2 separate regions of the Mus musculus genome follow, and region 2 is linked to region 1. Evidence: chromatin loops called from intact Hi-C (ENCODE). Cell type or tissue: heart. All regions are shown on one strand.

Evidence for each region. Hi-C counts contacts between places; a loop is a spot of excess contacts. Peaks named below come from ENCODE experiments on the same cell type or tissue, not always from the same donor. Only the 100,000 strongest peaks of a DNase experiment are listed, where the experiment ranks them.
Region 2: it touches region 1 in a loop (2.3-fold over the local background); 1 of 42 quality-filtered maps calls a loop at or near these places.

What each region holds. Positions count from the first base shown.
Region 1 is chr14:55,717,507-55,725,506 of GRCm38, forward strand. It overlaps Rabggta (Rab geranylgeranyl transferase, a subunit), which reads right to left and starts at 4,757. Exons shown (of 17, transcript NM_001360387.1): 1 at 4,695-4,757; 2 at 4,338-4,394; 3 at 4,089-4,199; 4 at 3,630-3,754; 5 at 3,270-3,457; 6 at 2,798-3,001; 7 at 2,290-2,373; 8 at 2,118-2,200; 9 at 1,924-2,025; 10 at 1,734-1,839; 11 at 1,585-1,636; 12 at 1,358-1,446; 13 at 1,157-1,245; 14 at 940-1,056; 1 more. The coding sequence starts at 4,340. In heart, a CTCF peak has its summit at 4,795 (motif pointing left); DNase peaks (open chromatin) are centred at 3,351, 4,415, 4,745 and 7,115; H3K4me3 peaks cover 1,359 bases; H3K27ac peaks cover 1,439 bases.
Region 2 is chr14:55,475,116-55,483,115 of GRCm38, forward strand. It overlaps Dhrs4 (dehydrogenase/reductase (SDR family) member 4), which reads left to right and starts at 3,643. Exons shown (of 8, transcript NM_001037938.2): 1 at 3,643-3,918; 2 at 4,911-5,088. The coding sequence starts at 3,788. In heart, CTCF peaks have their summits at 3,604 (motif pointing right) and 4,191; DNase peaks (open chromatin) are centred at 3,756 and 4,116; H3K4me3 peaks cover 1,576 bases; H3K27ac peaks cover 884 bases.

The DNA of each region.
Region 1 (8,000 bases):
GAGACAGCGCAGAGCAGCCAGGGCTGGGGGCAAGGCTCGGAGACGATTATGGGACAGGTCAAGATGAGTGACCAAGAGCAGTTGTTCCAAATGGCAGAGCACTGTGAGATCCTGGGGGGTGTTGGGAGGAGAGGGGCAAAACACTCAGCAGGTGCTAGGACATCTTCAACCACCTGTTCTGTGTTCCACACGGATCTTACAAGACCCCTGTTGGAGGCTAACCGTGTGCAAGAAACAAACAGCCCGGTGTATAGGAGTATGTGCTATGTCAGGGACAGGAGACAGATGGTTATGGAAGGGTGGTTAGTGAGAGGAGATGGGGAGAGGAAACCTCAAGTGTGGGACAGAGGAGAGTGGCATGTCCTACAGCAAACAGAAAGCTAGGAGTGGGCCTGTGCTGGTCTGCAGTGACGAGGTACAACAGATTTGTTAAGATGACTAGAAACACCGGGCATGGTGGCATACGCCTTTAATCCCAGCACTTGGGAGGCAGAGGCAGGCAGATTTCTGATTTCGAGGCCAGCCTGGTCTACAGAGTGAGTTCCAGGACAGCCAGGGCTACACAGAGAAACCCTGTCTCGAAAAACCAAAAAAAAAAAGATGACTAGAAACACAAAAAGCAGAACCTGGACAGCTTTTAGAAATCTTCAGAAACGATTTGGGATTTAGGTTCTGGGGCCCCATTCAGTGTGAAAGGCATAGGAATGCACAGATGGATGGTAAAAGGCAACACTGGGAATTGAACCCAGGGCCTTACCAATGAGCTACACATTCCTAGTCCAGCTTTGATGGGTCAGGACTTAAAACCAGGAAACAAGCAGGATGAAGAACTGACTGGCAGGAAGCAAGACCTAACCAAGGAGCAGGCTAGAAGAAAGACGGTATGGTCAACCTGGTGGGAAAGACAGCAGGAGGAAGGGGCCCATGCTGAGCCCATACCTTGTGAGCCAGGTGCAGCACACGCACGTCAGCATACTCCATCTTGAGAACACTGTTTTCCACCAAGAACTTGCTGCGCAGGTCGTCCAAGTAGGCTGCTCTCATCGGGTCCACAGCCTGGTGGGGAAGCAGGCAGTTATGGGGTGGGGGGGATGTCACTGCCTCCTAATGGCCCACTGGGCCTCCCCTGGCCTGTCTTCCCCAAGGCCCAACTTGCTTTGAGGGTACTGAAGTACTCCAGTGTTTCTTTCTCGTAGAGGAGGGGGTCCAGTGCCCTCATCAGGAGGATGATGGTCAGCAGGCACCCTAGGGAGAAGGGGGAGAAAGGTGTACAGTCTCTTGAGACCCTCTGCTCGGGGAAGTTCCCTGGAAAGGCTTTCTCTCCGTGTGGTTTTTGGGAGCTGGCTTAGGCTCTCACATTTATTCTCAGGCTCCAGTTCCTGCAGCTCCTTACAGGACTCAAGCTCGGACTGTAGCACTGTGGACTTCTCCACGGACAGCTCACACCTGAGAGCGGGAAGGTTAGGGAAGGCATGTTGCCTACAGCCCAGAGTTCTAAGCCATCCTCCTTCCCCGGGGCCTATGTCTCCTGCCCCCAACTGCCTAGTGTCTAGACCCTCTGTTTGTCCATGGGTTTCTTGTCACCTGAACAACTGTTCATCAGTGGCTGAGTCTCGGCACCAGCACTCCTGGTGACCTAGGGGAAAGGTTAAGTAGTTGGATGGGACACTGTGGGGAGAGGAGAGAGAAGGCTGGGGGGCTGGCGAGGCAAGGGGAGCTTTAGACAGCATCACCTTTTAAAAGCACACACTCCTTCTGGGTATCGCTTCCTGTCCAGATGACACGAAACGTGTGCTGGGGCAAGTGGTCATTGAGAGAGGCAGCAGGCAGGTCACAGAGCTAGAGCACTGGTCAAGGAAACATGCTACCTCACTGCTTTTCTGACTGTCCCACCCTAATCCTGCCCCACCAATCCCGGGATACCCAGACATGGCTGGGCCGGTTCCTGCCATCTGGAGTCCTCCATTCCACACTCAAAGGTGCCTCGTCAACCGTGAGTAGCAAGGTCCCCATCTTGGAGCCCACCTGCCACGGGGAACAAAGAAAGTCTCCTTAGCCCTCATGGCCTCAGACACAGGGTCTCACCACGATGCGCTTAAAAAAACAGCTCGACTCACTATCAGGGGACGAGAAAAGCAGACTGACAGACAGGCCTCTTCCCGGCTCACATGCAGGCAGCACAGAACATCGTGGGGCTCCGCTAGGGAGAGAAACAGCCTCGGTTTACCTTAAATGTCATCTTTGTTTCTTTCTAAGTCTCAAACATCCTGCCCTTCCCCCACTGCTTACCCCGCCCCAGGAGCCAGCGGTGATAGAACCAGGCACTCTGATCATTGGGGTCAGTAAAGAAGGCATTCTGCACCAACTCCAGCTCTGTGGGGGCCAGGAAGGTTGCGTCAGCATGGTAGGATCCCAACTCTCTCCAGCCCAAGCGTCACACAGGAACTGCGTGTGTCAGTGAGGAGGAGGAGCTAAATAAGGTGGTGCAGAGCGGGGCTAGGCAGCCATCAGGACTGGGTGCTCCTGCAAAATCCTTGCCAGGATCCTCTAGGCCACTGGTCCTTAACCTTCCTAATGCTGCAATCCTTTAACACAGTTCCTCATGTTGTGGTGACCCCCCCAACCATAAAATGATTTTCTTTGCTCCTTGCTGACTGTAATTTTGTTACTGCGATGAATCATGATGTAAATACCTGATATTCCTGATGGTCTTAGGCGATCCCAATGAAAAGGGTTGGTCAACTCCCAAAGGGGTCGCAAGCCACAGGTTGAGAACTGCTGGTCTAGGCCCACTCACCTCTCAGCAGTACATTTTCAGGGAGCCGTCCCTGGGGGCCAGAGTCTGGCTGGGGGTGCAGCTGGGGCAAGAGGCAGGAGCGATAATGCCAGGAAGAATAGTTGGAGAAGTTCCGGGTGATGAGGCTGTCAGTGAAGGCTAGTTCCTCTGCAGGCGCGACAGCAGCCTGTGCAGCTACAAATCGCCGATAGTCCCAGCAATGAACTAGAGAGGTTGAGGGAGGGAGCCTATCTCAGACGCAGGACAAAGAGGAGCTACTGTACTGACGGCCCCCAGAATTCCTCAGAGAGCCCTAGCAATTCCTCCATGCAAACTACATAGACTGCTCCTATACATACATCTGGTTCCGCCATCCCTTTCAGCACTACCAGGATGCTGGTGCTAGATCCTGTGTATCCCTCCCCGCTCTGAGGACCCAGTACCAGGATGCGGGGCCCATGAGGTTTGTAGGGACAGGACTGTGGACACGTACAGTTCCGCTCATCGGCCTCGAGGAAGCGAGCGCACAGCTCCAGCTCCCGGGCCCAGTTGGGCTCAGGCAGGCGACTCAGCAGCCAGCAGCGGTGGTGCCAAGTGCCATAGGACTTAGGGTTCACACGCAGACAGCTCTCAAGGAAGCCTAGTTCTGCCTTCACAAGAGCAGCCAACTCCTCAGGGGACCTGGACCCCAAGAGAAAGGGGGGTTAGAGCCTTCCAACATCCAACCCCAACTTGTCCCTCCCTTCTTGTATCTGGTCCCCCTACTATCCTATCTCTATGCCCGGCTACCCCAATCCTCCTCCAGTTCTGCACCCAGGCGAGGGCCAGGGCAGAGACCTGAACTACTACATACTTCTGGGTTTCTAGCTGCTGGAGCACTTCTCTGCGACAGTTCCAGAGGGTGGCAAAATCAGGGTTGGCTCCCAGAATCTGGCTTGTCAGTTCTAGGACGGATTCATCCAGCTCGCCTGCCTCCCGCTGTGAAGACAGGTTATAGGGTCAGGGACCACAGCCTTTCCCCAGCTCTAGGTTAAACATTATAAACTCTGAACCAGTCAATAGTGGCACTATGCAACAGGTACTGTGCAAAACCTTACATGGCCTAACAGGTATTTTCTCACTTAATCTTTGCAATACTCGTACACAGGTTGTGCAATCATCAGCTCCATTTTACAGATGAAGGCAGTTCCAGTGACTCGAACAAGGCAATACAGCAACAACAGACAGAATCAAAATTTGGATCCCTACAGTTTGACTCTAGGGTCAAGCTTTTGGTCTTTGTATTATTGGGGACTACCTCCGAGGGCCCCACCTTCTGGAAGACAGCTTGAGTGGCTGACTGGTAGAGCTTTAGCTTCTGTTCCCGCTCTAGCCTTTTGGCCTCTGCCTGCTCTTCGGACGTCTTCACCTTCAGGCGCCCATGCTACCAGGGATATGAGGATAGGATAATATGAACGCCGGTTGCCTCGCAAGGGCAGTCTTGCAGAAGCCCGGCCGAGATAGCCACGTGGGATGAGGGCATGGGCATGCAGGGGAAAGGGGCTGAGCTCAGGGTTCTCACCATGGTTTCGGCTCAGCGTTGGCGATAGGGGAGGGGTCCGGAGGCAGCCCGTTCAATCTGCCGAAAGAGATGTCAATCACAGAACCCCGCCCACACGGCCCCGCCCCCCAGGTGTTTCCCGGAAGCTGCCAGCAGGCCCAGGATAAGGATCCCCGTGAGTTAAAAGGGGGCCGGCGGCTGGCACTGTGAGGTCAGGAGGAAGCGCTCACCACAACCACGGCCTCCGTCCCCACGGATCTTTCCGAAGCCCCACCCGTCAGGGCCGAGGCACACGCCGCGCATATAGAGAGCAGTGCCCGCCCGCCCGTCCGTCCGTCCCGTGGACCCTTGCACCCCCTCCTCCACCGGCGAACTCACCTGCTCAGGGAGGAGGTGCCAGGACGTGCAACTCCGGCCGCCACCGAGTCCCAGTGTGGCTAGAGCGGCTCCGTGCTGTGTGAGGTGCGGAGACGAGGCGCTGCGCCCCCTGCAGGCCTGGCTCTTCCCATTCGCAACTCAAACTGCAGCCTTGAAGGGACTGGTATCGGCTCAGGACACCCCAAGACCAAGTTTTCAGGACAAAGGAGCTTTATTTGCCCTAGAGGGACGAAGTATAGGAATAAGAGACAAGACAGGAGATGGAGAAGGGGAAAGAGAAGAGGGGAGGGGGGGGACGGGGGGGGCAGGTATTTCTCTCGAAGAGGGGACAAAGGACTGTCTTTGAATAGAGAGGAGACAGGCATGGCCCATAGGAGAGTGGCAGTTTATAAAGGTAAAAGGGGAAATCCTGTGTTAGGATGAGGTGAATAAGGGAACGGATCTCGGTAGCTAGCTTTAGGAACTCAATCTAACGTTTTTAGCAAGACAGAGGGAGTGGAGAGAAGGGCAAGGCCTGACAGAGCCATGTTTGCCAAACTCAGGCTGGCTAGAGTCCCTTTCCAGGCTAAGTGAAGAAGTTTCTCCAGCAACCTGCTATCAGCGAGTTCTGGCTGCCAAAAGTTCTCGGTTTCCTTCCTGTTCTCTTGATTTCATCTACATTCATGGTTACTATATGGCACCCAAACCTCTCTCCAGTCCAGACGTCCACAAGCATAATGATAGTGACAATTATATAGCAGTATATGTATTTGTTGACATGGTCAAAAGCTAGAGGCAGTGGTGCTGTTTGTAATGTTCAGCTTCTCAGGGGGTCGACACAGGAGGGTCTAGAGTTTAAGATAATAGTGAGGTTTCTAATTTTTTTAAAAATTGAGTATCACTGGGCAGTGGTGGCACACTGCCTTTGATCCCAGCACTCAGGAGGTAGAAGCAGGCAGTTCTCTGAGTTAGAGGCCAGCCTGGCTTACAGAGCGAATTCTAGAACAGCCAGGGCTACACAGAGAAACCCTGTCTAAAAAACCAGAAAGAAGAAAAATGTAGTTTCGCTTATATGTCCTAGAGATATTTCAAACTCTAAAAGCTAAAAAAGAGTCCCCCCCCCCGTCTCCCCCCTCTGAGTGCCAGCTTTATCATCATTGTTGCACTAAGTGGCAGTGTTCTCAAAGCTTTTTAGTCTCTTTAATAACCATTCAGTGCAGTTGCCACTAAGGCTGTTGCAATGTTCTTCATCCTGTGTTCTCTCTACTTTCATTCACCGTGAGCCATGGAGACAGATTTAAAGTATCCACTACCTGCCCAGCCCTTTTCTAGGTCCTCTTTTAGGTAACGTATTCTAGAAGAAAAGAGATGCTTCTTCTGGCCTTGTGTACTTCAGTCCCAGTGGGGGAAACAGCTGAGTCACTGGTTATCTTTGCTCCTGGCACTGTGATGGGAGCTCTGTATTTTTAATGCATGTGAGCGCGCGCGCACACACACACACACACACACACACACACACACACACACACACACACACACAGAGGACCACATGTGGAAGCCAAAGCAGAGTGATTAAAAATACGTCTCAGCCTAACTTTGTGGCTCACACCTGCAATCCTAGCACTTGGGAGGCTGAGGCAGGAAGGCCCTGAGTCTGAAGCCAGCCTGGGATATGCACTGAGATGTTAAGTGAAAAAGTTAAAAGGCTGGATTGGATGTCTTAGAGAACACCTGTAACCTCAAGGCATGGGACAAGAGAAAGAACCCCAAGTTCAAGGCCAGCCTGGGTTAGAAAAGGAGTTCCGGGTTAGTTTCTGCTATGTAATCTCAAAAACAAACGAAGAAACAAACAAAACAAACAAACAAACAAAAAGCTCCAACAACAAAACAATCATAGAAGAAAAATTTATCTAGATGCTTGAGTTGATGTTGTGATTAAATAAACTACCGGTGTGAAGTGCTTTGAATAATGACTATATTGAATAAATACTCAGTAAATAATAATATAGCAAAGGTATTATAGTTATTATTTTTATTTTTCCTGACAAACATGCAAGAAATGGAGGTTCAAAAAGATTACTAGCTTGCTGAGGGCCACCCAAGTAGTAGTAGTAAGTACCAGGTAAGACAGCCGTGATTCTGGGCTAGTCTCCCCTCAACATCCATATTTTGTTGTTATTGCTGTTTGGCAACTTCTGGATCTTGTTTCTTGTTCTGTAGGCACTCAGACATGCAACCAGATACCAGAAATACAGATGCCAACCGGTGAAGGTTTGCCAAACACAGTGTTACATCATAGTTACTAAGGGAGGAGGGAAGGGGGCGGGGGAAGGGTGAGGTAAGCAAGGGAGCCGATTAAATAATTAGCAATCTTGAAACTGGCAAAGCTGAGTCAGGCAGGCTTGAGAGGAAGTGAGTATTGTGAAAAACATCTGCATTCAAAAAAGGAGGGGCCTGTGTTTTGGAAAGAGAAGGCAGGAAGGGCATGTCAGACATGTGTGGCGTGCAGCTGCGGGTGAGAAACCAAACAGACTCAGGCAGCTGGCAGAGGGATGCTAAGCCAGGTGCCCTCACAGATAAGAATAAAAGAATTGATGACAAGCCTCTTACGTAGTGGCAAGAGGAGTCATTGTGAGTTATAGTTGGCCTTCACCTCGAGGGAGTGGGAAGCAGGCAGCTGTGCGCTGATATTTGCAGAGATTTTTCTGTTTGTTGTGAAAGCAGGGATTTGAACATCGGTAAAGACTAGTCAGCTTGCTTAAAGCACTGTGGGCATAAGTAGGTATCATCACCCACATCACACAATGAGGAAACAGAGAGGGGGTGGAGGGCATCGGCACACACAGTATTTCCAGGACCCTGAGCAGAGCCCAAATATGAGTTGGTTGGAAGGAAGGAAGGGACCGTGAGCCACAGTCAAAGCTCGGCAGGCAGCCATGCTCCAGAGGTACAGGGAGTAAGGAAGAGGCAGGCATTGAACCTGGGGTCCTCTGTGTGTATTCGATCACTGGTCTTTAGCATCAGGCCTGGCCTGCCATAGACTGCTAGGCTTCAGGAATCCAGTCTCAGGCAAAACAACCAAGTCAAACTATGCCAAAACCAAATTTTATTTCTGCTGTCTTAGAGGTTATGGTTAGTGAAGCCCTGTGTAATAGAACTCTCTGTGGCAGCGTGAGGTCACGCCTTTAATCCCAAAACTCAAGAAGCAAACGCAGGTGGATCTTTATGAGTTTGAGGCCTGGTTTACACAATGAGTTCCATGTGCTACCACACCAAGGCTACATAGTGAGAACATGTTCCAATCAGCCAACCAACCAACCAATCAAC
Region 2 (8,000 bases), 240 kb before region 1:
CCTTCCACGTTACCCAGTCCTGACTGCTCTTGATCAGGCATGAGTCAGTGACCATCCAAGGATCCCAACTGCAAGAAAATCCAAGCTCTTCTGAAGCATAGTCATGCCCTGAAGATGGAAGCATGGCTCAGTGTCAAATGTGTCCTCAGGATACGCAGAGGTATCACATCTCGCAACTTCACGTTCTAGCTCCCACTCTAGAGAGCTACTGCTGCACAAGCATGTATCCCCCAAAAGATGCTCTACCCCACCTTCAACAACATCCTTAATGAAGAGAGGAAGTTTGAGACCCCACACTTCTTGGCTTCCTTCTGCCCTTTTTTTCTCTTCACAAATCCCCTCCCTAACATCCCCTGTGCTCTTCCAAAAGAAATAACACTAAAGGCCAATTTTCAACCTTGCCCATATGAAAGGGACACTACACTAGTTTCATGACTATCTTTTCCCTGAATCTTTGTGTCCCTCACCCACTCACCATCCATTTAGATATGCATTTAAGGCCTGTTCCACTAAGCCAGGCTTTGAGAGCAGTCCACCTTAAATCCCTGGGTTCCAGCTGCACACACAGGTGACGGTCTGGGAAAGATTCCCAGGGTGCATTAGCTCCAGACAGTGAGAGAGGAAGAGTGTGGCACTTGCCAGCCTCTTCTCAATAATTCATGAGGCTCAGACTAGGGGGCATTTCCTCAGACATGAGGCAAGCTGTCTTATCAGTATGCACTGAGTAACACAACTTACAACTTCTCAGCTTGAGGAAGCCCCGCCCCCTACCCCACCCCACCCCCCATAGGCCTAGTTCTTGCTTGTTACATCACTGGCTATCCATATCCAGTCCTCAGCACACTTTGTATACTGGACTCCTGCTTTCTGCTTTGTCTTCTTAGCTGATTTATATGTATTTGAAATGTTTGTTTTTGTTATTGTTGTTTGCTGTTGTTGTTTGAGACAGGGTTTCTCTGTATAGCCCAGGCTGTCCTGGCACTCTATCTGTAGATCAGGCTGGCCTCAAACTCACAGAGATCTGCCTGCCTCTGCCTCCTGGGTGCTGGGATTAAAAGCATGCACCACCACGCTAAGCTATGAAATGATTCTCTAGTAAATGCAAATCCTATTAAACATCAAAGCCCAGACCTCTGTTTCATAGACTCACTACTGAGCACACTGCCTAAGGTTGACAAGCTGATGATTTCACAATAAGCAACATTCTCCAAAAACCACCCATCTGGGCTGGGTGTGGGGGCGCACACCTTTAGCCCCAGCACTCAGGAGGCAGAGGTAGGTGAATCTCTGAACTCAAAGTCAGCCTGGTCTACAAAAAAAAAAAAAAAAAAAAAAAATAGTTCCAGCACAGCCAGGGCTACACAGAGAAATCCTGTCTCAAAATAAAGAAATGCATCCACTTTATCATCTTTTCTAAAGGAAAAGACTAACACCAGAAAGAGAGAGAGAGAGAGAGAGAGAGAGAGAGAGAGAGGGAGGGAGGGAGGGAGGGAGGGAGGGAGGGAGGGAGGGAGGAAGGAAGGAAGGAAGGAAGGAAGGAAGGAAGGAAGGAAGGAAGGAAGGAAGGAAGGACAGGAAAACCTAAGCAAGCACAAATTGCAGAGCAAACTACTACTACCTGCTGAGTTAATATTAGAAACTCCCTTTATTGTCTTTATGTCCCTTATGTTGCCTCAGAGTCTGGAAGGTTGCCCAGGGGCCAACACGGCTTTTCTTCCTGGTATATGGGAGCTCCAGGGGTGGACCCAGTTTAGTCACTGGCACTGCTTCTGTTGATGCCTCTCTGTGGTGCATTCTTAAGCCATCAAAGTTCACTAATTCTCCCAGGACCCTGGGAGAGAGATCAGGTCAACCCACTTGGCAGAGATGCAGAGATGAAAGTCTTGGGCTCAGAATCTATAGCTGGTGAGAATTTTATTTATCATCTACTGTACATCCTCGGTTCATAAAGGAAGAGTCTGGCCTATGGCAGTAATAATAACTACTGTTTGGTGAAAATAATCACTCCATACTTAGTCGTTTACAGTTAATCAAGCACTCTCACACATAACAGTTAGTTATTGAGCTAGAATAGATGGGTGGGCATGGAAAATCATAGCGCTCCCCGGTCTCCATATCTCCACCCTGTCTGTGGAAGTGGCTGGGCGACCCTTTGGCATCAGATAGACCCAGGACCTCCATCTTTTCACCCTGGGTATCACAGTGGTCATTTCCTGCCTGTCTGAAGATGAAGTCCTCAGTGGCTCTCAACCTGGCTAATGCTGCAACCCTTTAATTCAGTTCCTCATGTTGTGGCCCCCAGTCATAAAATTATTTTCATTGCTACTTCATAACTAATTTTTGCTACTGTTATGAATCATAATGAAAAAATTTGATATTTCCAATAGTCTTAGGCAAACCCAAAGGGGTTGTGACTCACAGGTTGAGAACCACTGGCAATAGACTTTGTGCCATAGGGAAAGATAGTGTCAGGCCTAGGCCAGCTGTCACAACTTATCACATTTGTCACCTGGCCTCCTCATCCCTCACTACATGGACACTGTGAGGAGCACAAGTGTCACCTCCACAGACAGTCTCAAAACATTCATTCATTTGCCCTTCTTGTATGTGATGTGTGGTGTGTGTGTGTGTGTGTTATTTTCTTACGCAGAGGGTCATCACACAAGGTTCACTCTCTAAATTCCTAACTAAGGTCCTAAGCCTGTCTCCCCAGGGCTTCTCAGCTGTGTAACATATCTTAACTGAAGGTTGGGTCTAGCCTCTATTAGTGGTCTCTGATTCGAGGGTCAGGATCCTTGGCAAGACTCTCCAGACACAGGGCAGATCTGGGTAGCTTCTCTCCAACTGTGCAGAGCAGAGCATTGCCCTTGGTCTCTGCTTTGATACTGTCCAATGGGCATCGTGGGGTGCTAGGACTGTGTCTGGTTATCCTGAGTGAGTGATGTTCTGGTTATCAGTACAGCCATGGGTGTAGTGGGGTTCCTGAATAAGCTATTTTTTACATGTCTAAAGGCATTTTTACTACGCTCATCATGGTGTGTTTCTGGGGCTGGGGGAGTAGGGTATGCACACATGTGCCTATACGAGAGGTCAACGTGGACTGTTTTCTACCACTCCCTATCTTATCTTTTTCTTGAGACGGGGTTTTTCACTGAGCCCGGAGCTCATGGATTGGCAAGACCAGATGACCAAAAGCCTCAACAATCATCTTGTCTGTGTATCTAAAGCTAGGAATACAGCTGTTAGGTGACAAGCCCTGCTTTTTATGTTAATGCTGAAGATCCAAACTCAGGCCAGCATGCTTGCTCAACAACCATTTTACCAAATGAGTTGTCTGTGCAGTCCTGCATACAAACCCAGGCTTTTTATAAAGGAAGAATTATTTGGAGTTTAAGGAAGCAAAACAAAAATAAATAAAATTGCAAAGCTTCCTCTCCAACGACTCTCCTAAGACCCCATCCCAAAAAAAGGTGGACCAGCAGAAGTGGGAGGAGCAGCTGGGGCACAGGAAAAGCTGGGGGTTCTGGTAGAAGAGGTGTGGGGGTCTTGAAGGAAACTTGGACTGAGAATTTGCGGGAGTCCCAAATCAGGCAAAGGGGCGCGGGGCGCCAGCAGGGAGCGCTCGCAACCGCCGCGGCTCCCGCCTAGTCCCGGGCCGTCGCAGAGCCGGTCCTAGAAGAGGGGCAGGCAGTCTGGGAAGTCAGAGCTCTCCCAGCTAGACCAGCCTCCCGCCCTTTGAACAGTCCCCTCCCCTAGCAGAGTTCAACCCAACCCCCTGGCCTGAACTATGCAGAAAGCGGGACGGCTGTTAGGTGGTTGGACTCAAGCGTGGATGTCGGTGAGGATGGCCAGTTCCGGGTTGACTCGTCGAAACCCTCTCTCCAATAAGGTGGCCCTGGTCACAGCCTCCACCGACGGGTGAGTACCAGAGCCAGAGTCTTCATCCAGAAACAAGTACTCTTTAACTCCTGGACTGTTGTCCTCGAGCCTCAGATGCGGCCAAAGGCCACCCCGAGGGAGAAAAAGGAAACCCACATGGTGGACCTGAAATCGCTCCGAATCCCCGACCTGGCCCTGCCACAGGCTAGCCCTTGTATCACTGTTGCCTTCGGCTTTGTGAGAGCTCGGCGCTGCCAGAAGGACCCAGGTCCCGGTGCTTCTGGGCTGCCCCAATCGACAGCTCCACCTAGAGTCTGGGAAGACCAAAACAACCAGTCACGGCTTCAAAGCTCTGCTTGCTGTTCTTGCTCCCTAGGGACCCCTTACCTGGATCCCGTGCCCAGATCTTTACTTCAGTCTGTATATTTGGGCCTCCGTGCCCAGCCTGTCTCACCCACCACTCTCAACTATCCAGTTTTTTAATCCCCACAGGACCTTACTAAATTAAAAAACTCCTTGAAAATCTGTAATGCAGATGTCTATGAAAAGCTAACATCTGGCTATTATAAAATATGTAATTGATATTTACATTTTGAGCCATGCTTTTTTTGGTGAAGGCCCCCCCCAAATATATCAAAAGATAGAATTGTGAGGTTGTAGTGTGGTAAGAGGTATTTGGGGATATGGGCTTCTTCCAGCAAGGCCCCTAAGTCCATGGCAACTGAACACTCATCTATTTCTCTCCCCTCTTTCCCAACTGGACATAGGTACAATAATCGGTCATGAAGGCTGTGGCAGGTGATGTCAGTCCCGGGAACTGGGGTAAAAGACAAGATCATAATAAAATCATCTGAGCTTATCCTTCTGTCCGCACCATTAAAAGCCTACTCTACCTAGTAGAAATGCGTGAAGCTCGAATACAGGGAGAGCGAGGGTCCAGTGCTGAAAGCCTGAAAGCAGAGCCCACGCATGCTCTCGCCCTCTTCTCTGCGGTAGAGGCCTTGACAGTGTGTCACCTTTTACCCTCGTAGGATCGGCTTTGCCATCGCCCGGCGCCTGGCTGAAGATGGGGCCCACGTGGTCGTCAGCAGCCGCAAACAGCAGAATGTGGACCGTGCAGTGGCCACACTACAGGGAGAGGGCCTGAGTGTGACTGGCATCGTGTGCCACGTGGGGAAGGCAGAGGATCGAGAAAAGCTGATAACCACGGTGAGCAGGCAGAATATGGGTGCTGGGCCAAGGCATGGCAGAAGGGAGGCAAGGCAGCCTGTGCCTTCCTGCCTGGTTTCTAGGACTGCATTGGTGAGATACAACCCATGCTGACCCCTGTTAGCATCCTAATGCTCACACCCAAACTCGTCCACCAATATTATTTTAAACATTAATTTCATTATGTTTCATTCTGAGTATGGTAGGGGAGTACTTGTTAGTGTAGGTGGCCATGGGGGCCAGAAGAGAGTCTTGAACCCTCTAAAGCTGGAGTTACAGGTGGCCATAAGCCACCTGATATGGGTGCTGGGGACTGACCTTAGGTCCTTTATGAGAAAAGTACATCCTTTTACCTACTGAGCCATCTCTCCAGACTCTCACCAATACATTTTTATTGTGTACCCTTTTCGGTTATGTCTGCATCCCAAAGTCTAAGTACAACCAGATTCTCCCGGCCAGAGATTCAAAAGTCGCTCTGGTCCTTCAACCTTGCATGATCCCTTAGATACCCTCCCCCCACCCAAAAAAAAAAAAATGCCTGCTCCTGGTTCCCTGGTCTGAGTTAATAAATGCTCTCCTGTTCTTTGGCTCATAGAGCTCGTGGGCACTGGGGAGAGGCAGTTCACTATGTTTCATTTACCTACTACAAGCCATTTCTTGTGTTCAGACCCTTATGTGGGCTTTTTGTTGTTAGTATTGGTTTGTTTTGTTTTAAGGGGGCCAGGAGCTTGTACTGGAGCCAGAGCGGTATGTAATTCATCTTGCAGCCCTGTCTAGCCATGAGCTTGCTCCCCCAGTGCTGGAAATACAAGTGTGGGCTACTCCACCCAGGCAAGGTCTGTTCTCCCTGTATTTACAGAGACTGTATCATCTCATCATCCAGAAAAAAAATACCTGTGATTCAGGACAAGCCAGCAGACCACCAGACACATCCTCCATTTATGTAGTGCCAAGCCTTGGGTGCCCAAATAAACTTTAGTCTAAGCCTGTGTCAGACTTGACACTTGGCACCCATCTCCAGCTGTGTAAGAAAATGTGAATCAAGCTGCAAAGACGGTGTGTCTCCCCCAAGTTTCAGGGTGTGCACTCTTCCCCCAAATCCAAGGGAGGACACCCTCACAGAGAAAGCACAGCCTGAGTGAACACATCAGACAGTTGGCAGAAATAATGTGGGCAGCCTTCTTGAAAGAGGGGGCCTTAACACTTGACTGAAGTGTGACATATAAAATAAGACAATTCCATTATTTATTTTTATTTTATGTATATGAGGGGTTTTTGCTGGCATGTGTGTCTCTACACTGTGTGTCAGAGGGTGGTGCCATATCCCTTGGAACTGGAGTTACAGGTGGTTGTGAACCACCATACAAGTGCTGGCTACCAAACCAGGGTCCCCTGTAAGAGCAGCCAGTGCTTTTAACCACTGAGCCATCTCTCCAGCCCCAAGATAATTTCATTTTTAAAGAACTGTGGACAAAGTCTTAAATGTGCATTGTAAAGGGTCGAATTTGAATCTGAGAAAGTTGCATTGCCTGGCATAGGCTGCTGGAAGAGCCTGGGATTGTAGTGTTTGTCCTGAGAAGTAAAGGTCGATTAGTGACAGCCATTTAACACATGCACACACATGCACACACACATATGCACGCACACACACACATATGTAAGCACACACACACAGATGCACACACACATGCACGTGCACATGCTTATGCACACACACACACACACACACACACACACCAGTGCTGGGGTCAAACCCAGAGCCATGCACAGTTTCATGTCAAAATCCTATAAGGTGTGGAGGGGCTTAGGAAGTGGTTCAGTATTAAATGCCTTGCTCTGCAAGCAAGAGGACTGAGCCTAAAACTCCCACATAAGTCCCAGGTGTATCTGAGGTCTCACCTGTAATTCCAGTCTCAGAAGACAGAGATGGGATACCCAGAGCAAGCTCTGGATTTGACTGACAGATACCGACCCAAAAGAATAAGGTGGAATAGCAGCCAGAGAATACTCCTGACGTCAACCTCAGGCCTCCACACACATGTGCACCCACATATGAACACGCAAATACACAAGAAAAGAAGCAAAGCCTTATTAGGAAAACATGCTCTGGCCCCCAGCAAGTCCACCTAGCTGATCCTGCAGTAGGAAGAGGGCTGCATGGATGGGGTTCAGGGACTTCCACGACCTCCCAAAAGAATGTCAATAGTTGTGAAGCAAATAAAACCCACGTGGAGCTTGGAGCAAGATAAAACTTGTTGTGTCCGGCCAGCAGACCACAACCTGGGTTCTAGCCTGGAAAGGCATTTTGGAAACCTGGAAGAGAAGAGGGGCTAGGTGGCGAGAGAAAAGAATGTAGCCAAGACAGTTACTCTGATCAAGGCTCAAATTTTATTGTTGCGACACTAGTTATGAAGGAAAGGGGAGGGGACCCGATTCCCGCCGAATAATCTCTGGTCCAGTAGAAAGGTGCACGTGTGTGGCTCCGCAGGTTCCAGCAGTGGGCGTGGCAGAACGAATGAGCAGGAAGCTCCACCCCTGAGCAAGCAGGTTTCAGGCTGGGGGAGGGGAGACTACATTTCCTCCCTTTTATTAACAAAATTTAAAAAAAGAAAAAGCTGGCCTGAGGGGGGAAAAATTATCTATGCTCAATAGTTCTGCCTGGAATCTAGGGCTAAAGAAAAAACCTGCTTTCGTGGGATTCCTTAACTTTTCTTATGGTAAACTGTATCTGGCTAAGACTGTCCTTTCTTATCTTAGTAAACAACTAACTGAAAAGCCTGGAGTTGTAGGCTCTGACTTTATAATGCTAATTAGTACTTGGTAGGTAACTTTCTAGTTGAATTTTAAGTAGGGCGTTGGAACTCTGGCTAAGTTTGACTGAACAAATGTGAAATACACTATAATAAGAATAA